2 separate regions of the Homo sapiens genome follow, and region 1 is linked to region 2. The links are chromatin contacts, found by Hi-C or POLR2A ChIA-PET in ENCODE. All regions are on one chromosome and are shown on one strand. Each heading gives the region's core, a stretch centred on a gene start or an enhancer-like site at or near the end of the contact. The rest is flanking DNA. Distances are from core to core; before and after follow the strand shown.

Region 1 (4,374 bases), core at 928-3,427, 370 kb after region 2:
AGGAAAAAGTGATTAACTTTGAGACTACTGTTGAAACCTGAATCCACAGGAAGAGGTTAAGGTTTGGGAGTGTGGGAGAACTTAGGTAAGTTTGAGAATCTAGAAGAATGATAGTGCCAAGAGAGACAAAGAGTAAGGGTTATACTTACGTGCAAATTTATTTTTCTTTTCCTTTTTTCCTTTTTTTTTTTTTGAGACAGAGTCTCACCCTGTCGCCCAGGCTGGAGTGCAGTGGCATGATCTCGGCTCACTGCAACCTCCCCCTCCCAGGTTCCAGCAATTATCCTGCCTCAGCCTCCCAAGCAGCTGGGATTACAGGGCCCTGCCACCACACCCAGCTAATTTTTTTGTATTTTTAGTAGAGACGGGGTTTCACTATGTTGGCCAGCCTGGTCTTGAACTCCTGACCTCAGATGATATGCCCGCCTCGGCCTCCCAAAGTGCTGGGATTACAGGTGTGAGCCCCCGCGCCTAGCCCTTAAGTGCAAATTTATATATGAGGTGCAACTGAGGCATTCAGAGGGTTGTGACCAGCATTAGAGCTCAGGGCAAGTCAGGTTAGACAAAAATTTGAGTTACCCTAAGACAGATGATTTGGGAACCAAAAAAAAAAAAAAGTCCAAGAGCTAAACTGGCACTGGGGTAAGGAGAGGCGGTGGAGAGTGGCATTAGAAAAGTAGGCCAGTACCGAAGAAGCCAAGGGAGGCCAGAGTTCAAGTGGGGCTGCCCAACACTGTCAACCATGGCCCAAGGCCTTTTTTCCTCTCAGAAACACTTTCCGTGGCACCCTATTCCCTTATACAGTTGTGGGTTAGGGTATTGTGGACTGGACCATCTTGGCCTCTGCTTTCTAGGATAATACCCACTTCAGGGCTGAGTCTGGAAAAGGCATCTCAGATCAAAGCCCCCAAAATGGTCCTGGCCTCACCTACAGAGTACTGCATCTTGGAACGTGGGGTGGAAGAAAGCCAAGCTGAATTGTGGAAATGACAGATCCTTTCCTAAGTCAGCTAACTTTAACAAACATGTCTTTCCAGTTTGTTTCTCTATTTGCTATTTGCTGACAACACTGAAAAAGCGGCAGTAACGATTACGTGTACTGATTTTCTTAGCATTTACTAAATCTCTCCATGAGCTGGTGCAAGGACAACTAATTTTAAGGTATTAAAAAAACAAACAGAAAAGCAACTCTTAAATGTATAACAAAAATTTACTGAGAATTAGGTCTGTGGATACAGTGTTAGACATCTAGACACTTTCCCCTGAAACTATTCTTCTTAAGTCAAGGAAACACCTCCATCCCTTTTCAGGAAACCCAGAAGGCAAACTCTAAGGCTTAAAGAATCCAGTAATTTAAGTCGTCCTTATTTTAAAGAAATAAGGACGGTTCTCCCTTCAAGTGGGCGCAGCTGCTACCTGGTATGACAGTACAGGGCCAGGCAGTGGGCTGTTTAAGGCGCATGCAGCCTAAAGATGATGGCTACCAGATTTCCTAGGCTGAGCTCAAAGCGCAGTGAGGGGTACTTTCAAAAAGTTAAACAATGTTTGCAAACATGCTCCCCCATGCCACGTTAAATGTCCCTCAACACTAGCCTGAAAGTTCCAAATGCCTATACTGACGCTGCAGCCATGCAAGAAAGCTGAATAAAATCACACCACGGGCAGAGAGAGGTGCAGCAACTGGCAAAGCACCTGTGTGTGCTGGCTGCACAAAACATGCCGCACAGTTCCGCTAAGCTAAATCTGTCCGTGTCCCCAGACTGCACCCAACTTTTAAGAAAGGAAAGAAACTGAGGCCAAAAGAATTAAAGTCGTGTGGGGACAAGCCTGAATTAAGAGCCAGAGTGGCAGAAAACCAGAGTGCTGCTGCAAAGAAGATGCTAGAGGGAGAAAGGAAAGACAGGGACGGGGGCTGGGGCTTGGGGAGGGCCAAGGTTGGGGTCTCACAGCGGCGCCTCTGAGCGCGACTCGAAACTTCGAGGCCAGCAGTCTCCACCCCCGGCCCTTTTCCCACTGTGGCGAGTGCCGCTGAAGAGCCTGCCCTTGGCCCCTCGCTCTCTCACTCACCTCGACATGAGCCTCCACATCTCGCGCTGCCCCATCGCCAAACACTCCGAAGCTAAAGCAGCAGAGCGAGAATCTCCCGGACCGTTCCAGCGCCTCGCGTGAGCCCCGCCCACCGCCGTCCTGCGCCGCCGGGCACAGATGACAAGTCCTCCAGGAAGCCAGAGCGACCGTTTCCGCTACGCGACGGGGAAGGGCGGGGCAAGAACGACGCCTGGAGGAAATAGTTGAGGGAGAGGAAGGGATCGGGGACCGGGCCAGGGAGAAGGCGGAGAGCGAGCTGAGGCGGAGCGGGAAGAGGGAGGATAGAACGGACTAGGGCGGATTCGCAGGAAAGGAGATTGCCCTCTAGAGGCTGTCTTAGCCCAAAGCGCAACCTGTTGTCTAGGCTTGGCCTGCCAATTTGACCAGCAGGGACTGATGTGAAAGACTTTTCTGGAATTTTAGTAATTTTTTATTAAAACGTAAACTTAGTATTCTTTGAGACTCAAGTAGAGGAATTACAGTTGATAAAGGACATCGATGTAGTTTATTCATTCCTAACCCAATACAGCCGAATTCCTTTAATATTAGGATTGAGACATTTTCATTTTTCTTGGGAAAAGTTACAGATCTCCCACTCTTCCTCAAAGACACACAAGAGTTGTCTGATTAAGACATAATAGATATGTCTTCCCAACTAAAGTAAAAGTTGCTGTTATCAGTGGAAGCATAATTACATTCAGAAAGTAGCTTACTCTTAAATGAAACCAACATTTAACTCAACTACTAGGATCCACTGTTAAATTGAGGAAAACGTTCCTCCGCTTCCAGATCCACCCAGATGTGTAGCAGAAGACATTTCATCGCCACTATTAAGTATTGACACATTTATCAGAAAGAAGAAATCCGGTGACAAATTTCAGAGAGGACACATGAAAGGAGTTATTCTTAGTACCTTGATATTTAAAGAGATACACTGTTGAGACTTTGATCAAAAATTACGTTGCTAACCTAGGTCAAATGTAATAACCAAATGCCCACTGAGAAGAGGACAGACAACAGACATCACAGAAGGAACTCCTTACCTGCAATTTGGTTTTTAACTGGCTACAGGACATCACCATCTGACATCACCATCATGCCTCATTCACTGCGCACAGAAATGAACCATTCATCTGACCTAGCATGGTTTACTGGAAAAAGCATGGGCTTTCCTGTTAGTCAGACTGAGATTCAAATCTTCCTTGCCGCCCTAGCTTCATGTGTGTGAAACCTGAGTCTCACAAGGCCTCATCGTTAGAAGGGCCCTGTGCTTGTTTTAATGCTGTGCTATTAATAATTTTTGAACAAGGAAACACAAATTTTCATTTTACACTAGGCCTGCAAATTATGTAATCAGTCCTACCCCTAGCACACTAATAGTTTAATGACCTTGAACAAATTATATAGCTTTTCAGAACCTCCATTTTCTCATCTGAAAATGGATGTGCTGATGATTAGAGGTGTTTGTGAAGATCCATTGAAATATAGAAATATGTGCATAAATTACTTAGGACTTCGTAGGTATCAAGACCTGTCAGTTATGCCACACCTTCCACCAAGCTGTCCTTCCTATTCCTAAATTCTCTATTTCTTCTAATGATGCTATCGTCTTCTGGCTTCCCGCTCTAGAAACCTCAGTCCTTTAAAGAAAATTATCTTAACATTCTATTTTGAAGATTTTCAAACATATAGCAAAATTATAAAAATTTAAAGCAAACGCCTATGTGCTCACCACATAGATTCTACCTAGATTTACATTTTATCTTGCTTTATTCCTTATCCCAAATACCTTATTTTTAAATGCATTTCAAAGTTAATTACAAGCATCGTTTTACTTCTCCCAAAATATGGCATGTGTCTTACTACCTAGAGTTAAATATTTGTTTACATATTTTCCCTTTTGAGACAAAATTTACATACAACAAAATGCACAAATCTTAAGTGTACATTCACTGAGTTTGACAAATGTATACACTTGTGTAACCAAAATTCCTTAGATATAAACCATTGTCATCACCCCAAAAAGTTTCCTCTCACGATTTCCCAGACATTCTCTGCCTACCACTGCCTTCCCCACCCCAACCCCCGCCCCAGAAGCAACCACTGTTCTGTCTCGAGAACCACTGTTTGTTTTGAGACAGGGTCTCACTCTATCACCCAGGCTAGAGTACAGTGCCACAGTCATAGCTGACTGCAGCTTCAACCTCCCTGGGCTGAAGCAATCCTCCCACCTCAGCCTCCTGAGTAGATGGGACTACAGGCACATGCCACCACACCCAGCTAATT
Region 2 (4,091 bases), core at 306-2,805:
CCCCAGGCTGGAGTGCAATGATGCGATCTTGGCTCACTGCAACCTCCACCTCCCAGGTTCAAGCAATACTCCTGCCTCAGCCTCCCAAGTAGCTGGGATTACAGGCATGTGCCAGCGCACCCGGCTAATTTTTGTATTTTTGGTAGAGACGGGGTTTCACCATGTTGGCCAGGGCTGGTCTCGAACTCCTGACACCAAGTAATCCGCCCACCTTGGCCTTCCAAAGTGCTGGGATTATAGATGTAAGCCACTGCGCCCAGCTGAATCTTCCTCTTCAGTATCTTTGTGGCACTGTTTTCTTCCCTTTCATCAGTTGGTAAATGCTTTAAGTACTTTGAAAGCCAAATCTAAAGCTTTCAAATAAGGAAGTAGAGGTATGGGTCAACACAATAGCCATTACCTATTTTCATTGTCCTAAAAATATTTCTTCACTCTTCCAATACCTAAAAGTCTAAAGTTAGAGAATCATTTAGCTCATCTTCGTTTTAGAATAGCATTTGCTGAAGGCAAGTATAGGAGATCAGAATATGCCACCCCAAAATATGTCACTCTGGCATAAGAATTATTTTGAGCTGAAGGCACTCGAGAAATAGCAAATGCAGGAAGAACTCTGTGACCTCTCAAATGTTCTTATCTAAAAGCAGGTTATAAAATTTCCCATGAGAAAAGTGTTCTTCCTGAACCAGGAATAGAAGAACATTCTTAACACTGGAGACTGGGAGTTACTGCCAAAAGAGAACTAAACAAACAAACTACACAAACTGAAAACAATCCTTATCTTCCACTGGTTTCCCCCATATATTTCCTGGTCACTGCCTCACAATGTACTGCCCCTAGCCTAATACCCTTTGTCTTGTATCCTCACAATTTATCATTCTTTGTTTTAAAAGGTATACACACTTTTGAGCCTAACTGCTTTTTCAGACATTCATTTTCCTTATGAGGGCTCCCATGCATGTAAAAATATTAAATAAAACTTGTATGCTTTTTCCCTGTTACTCTGTCTTATGTTAGTTTAATTCTCAGGCCCAGCCACAGAACCTAAGAGGGTAGAAGAAAGTTTTTCCTCCCCTATACAAGAAAGGGGCTTATTTCGTCTCCTGCCTTAAGCTGGTCAATGGTACTTCACACAGCTTGAGCTTCCAGTCTTCCAAACCAGACCTTTTTGGAACTGAAACAAAATCATATCATTTTTTTTTTCTCCTTGAATGAGTACCTAGATCTTAGAAATAGAAGTCATATTATGAAGATCTTATTTTGGAATTCTAAGCAAGAATTTAGCTCTTTTATTTTAGGTTTTATCTGTTCTCCTATATGAGAACAATATTTATAAATTAGGAGAAATGGTAAAAGAAAGTTAACAATGGGGAGTAAAAAGATCAACGTTTCAATATCTAAAAATATTCTGTTACAGTTGCTTTTATGATCATTTTGAAACAGGATACTTCTACTGCACTTACTGTGTGCAACTGTAGGAGAATTACATGTGACGTATCCTTTTAAGAACTTCTACTTATTTTTTGATCACATCTTCGATAACTTTGAATGTATAGTCTGAGGGTGTTTCCTTTTTATTTTGGCTATTTAATGAATTGGTTCTTATATAACTATAATGATCATGAATCTTCTTTGTAAATAAGTTACTTTCAGTTACACTCATTTAGGACTTGAAAATTGCAGACTGTAGTGATGGAAAGGGGGAAGTGAGAACTAGAGTTAAACAAAACAGAACAAGATTATGGTAATATCAACAGAAATTAAAAATAGGAGGTCAGGTGGCTTTTGTTATCTATGCCAGTTGTAGGGATTGTGTCTTTTCTTGCTGGTTTAGTAATTTTGGTGCCTATTGTTAAATGTGATAACATCCCTGGCCAGATTTTTGTTCAGGGCCCACTTACAAGTCTGCAATAGGGAAAGTGGGGACAGGCTGCATCTAAAAGGGCTTTACTCAAGGCCTTGTCCGTCGAGTTCACTAATATAATCCGAATATGTAGTAGAGTGGTTGGCATATAGGTGCTCAAATAATGATAATAATAAGATTAATAATAAAATCAGCTGACAGTTATATGATTCTTAGTACATATTGAGCACTGTTATAAGACTTTTAGATATAGGCCGGGCATGGTGGCTCACACCTGTAATCCCAGCACTTTGGGAGGCCAAGATGGGCAGATCACCTAGGTCAGGAGTTTGAGACCAGCCTGGCCAACATGGTGAAACCCTGTCTCTGCTGAAAATACAAAATTAGCCAGGCATGGTGGTGCATGCCTGTAATCCCAGCTACTCAGGAGGCTGAGGCAGGAGAATCTCTTGAACCTTGGAGGCGGAAGTTGCAGTGAGCCCAGATTGCACCATTGCACTCCAGCCTGGGTGACAAGAGTGAAACTCCATCTCAAAAAAAAAAAAAAAAAAAAAAAAACAAAGACTTTTAGATATATTGATTCATTCATTTCTCCCAACAATCTATGAGGTGATATTGTTAGTACAGTATCAATATCACCTCATTTTTACAGATGAGGAAATTGATGCACGTAAGTTAAGTGATTTTCCCAAGTTCTAATGGCTAACAGCTGGTAGAACCAAGATACAAACTTAAGCTGTCTGGCATTGGAGTCCACCTCTTAACCACTAAGCTGCATCTTTTGTTTGTTTATTGTTTATGATATTGATTGAATGAATGAATGAAGCCTGCAAGGGTATTGCCAACATGAAAACATTGTCAGAGAGAAAAGAAGTCAAGCTGATAGTTGAAAGAGATGAGGATGTATGTTGAGCCAGACAGGTCAAGTGAAGATGTAGTAGTAAAATGAACATCAAGGTTGGGGAATCCCTGTCAGTGGGAAGGCAAGAGAAGGAGAAAGAGAAGGAAAGAGATACAATCCAGATCAGGTATTTCTCAAAGAAACATTCCGCAAGTCTTTTTTCTTACCCTGTTGGTATAAACAAGTGGCACACCTACTTTATCAGATTATAAGAAAACAGCTATTTTCTCATAAGAAAATTGTTTAATGCATCCACATCCTTACACAATAGATTCTAAGTGGCATTATGATAAATTTGCATATGTACACACACTGTTTACTTAAATTTATGGTAACTATATTTTGCAAATGAAAAGATCAGAACATATGATAAGATCAGAACATATGATAAGATCAGAACATGTGATATGACCAAACTTCTTCTGGTTTGGTGACATGTTTATATAAGAAGTCTTACAAATACATACACATTAATATGCCTAGTGTTCCATTAATGGAATGCTAAGCATGTGGGAGTCATTTATATCCTACTGCTCAAGGTCATCACCAAGGTCTGACTGTAAAAATTCAAAAAATTGCAACCTCAGGCATAAATGGGTTAAATCACATTATGTTTGAATGTTATATATATTTAAAACTATGTTACAACTAACACATTTTTGCATCATTTTTATCATAAGTGACTAATTTTTTCCCAACATTTGTTGGCATATGTCAGAGTAATTTATTTGGAACACTGCAGTTTTATTGACCATCAGTGACTTTTCTGATATTCATTTATCAGCAAAAATGATCTCTGCATCCTTGCTCAGAATTAGACCAGGCAGTTGTACATTTTTGCATACTACTGATGTTTAAATTACCACAATATTTACATGCCCAATATCTTTGACCTCTAAAAAGTTTATCTTTAAACTATTCAGTTAGCAAATTCTTTTTTAAAAAAATATTTTTTATTTATGGACTTAGGGGTACAAGTACAGTGGTGTTACATGGATATATTGCATAGTGGTGAATGCTGGGCTTTTAGTGTACTCATCACCCAAATAGTGTACATTGTACTCCATAGGATCATGTTTCATCTGTACCTGCCTCCCACCCTCCCACCTTTTGGAGTCTCCAGTGTTCATTATTTACTCTGTATGTCTGCATGTACCCGTTGTTTAGCTTCCACTTATAAGTGAGAACATGTGGTTTTTAACTTCCTGAGTCATTTCACCAAGGATAATGGCCTCTAGTTGCATCTGTGTTTCTGTAAAAGACGTTCTTTCTTTCTTGTTTCGTATTTTGTTTTTGTTTTTTGTTTTTTTTGCTAGTATTCTATGGTAT

The links. A loop is a pair of places that touch in the nucleus more often than their neighbours do. ChIA-PET counts read pairs that join two places held with the same protein, here RNA polymerase II (POLR2A). Pooled maps may share reads with other maps.
Region 1: a pooled map shows a loop between it and region 2 (3-fold over the local background). The contact joins the promoter of HIBCH here to the enhancer-like site in region 2. A Hi-C loop is called at or near these places in 3 of 50 pooled maps. POLR2A ChIA-PET finds 5 or more read pairs at or near these places in 2 of 52 experiments (B cell and WTC11).

The regions. Positions count from the first base shown.
Region 1 is chr2:190,317,649-190,322,022 of GRCh38, forward strand. HIBCH (3-hydroxyisobutyryl-CoA hydrolase) reads right to left here and starts at 2,178. Exons shown (of 14, transcript NM_014362.4): 1 at 2,068-2,178. The coding sequence starts at 2,102.
Region 2 is chr2:189,951,241-189,955,331 of GRCh38, forward strand. It overlaps a transcript of AKAP19 not described here. Among named protein-coding and RNA genes, the nearest start is that of MSTN, 110 kb to the right of the region's middle. RefSeq lists an enhancer at 1,910-1,979. Within about 2 kb of position 1,556, at least 3 of the 41 ENCODE cell types and tissues checked have a DNase peak (open chromatin) inside an H3K27ac peak, as active enhancers do; they include B cell, where a contact is called at or near this core.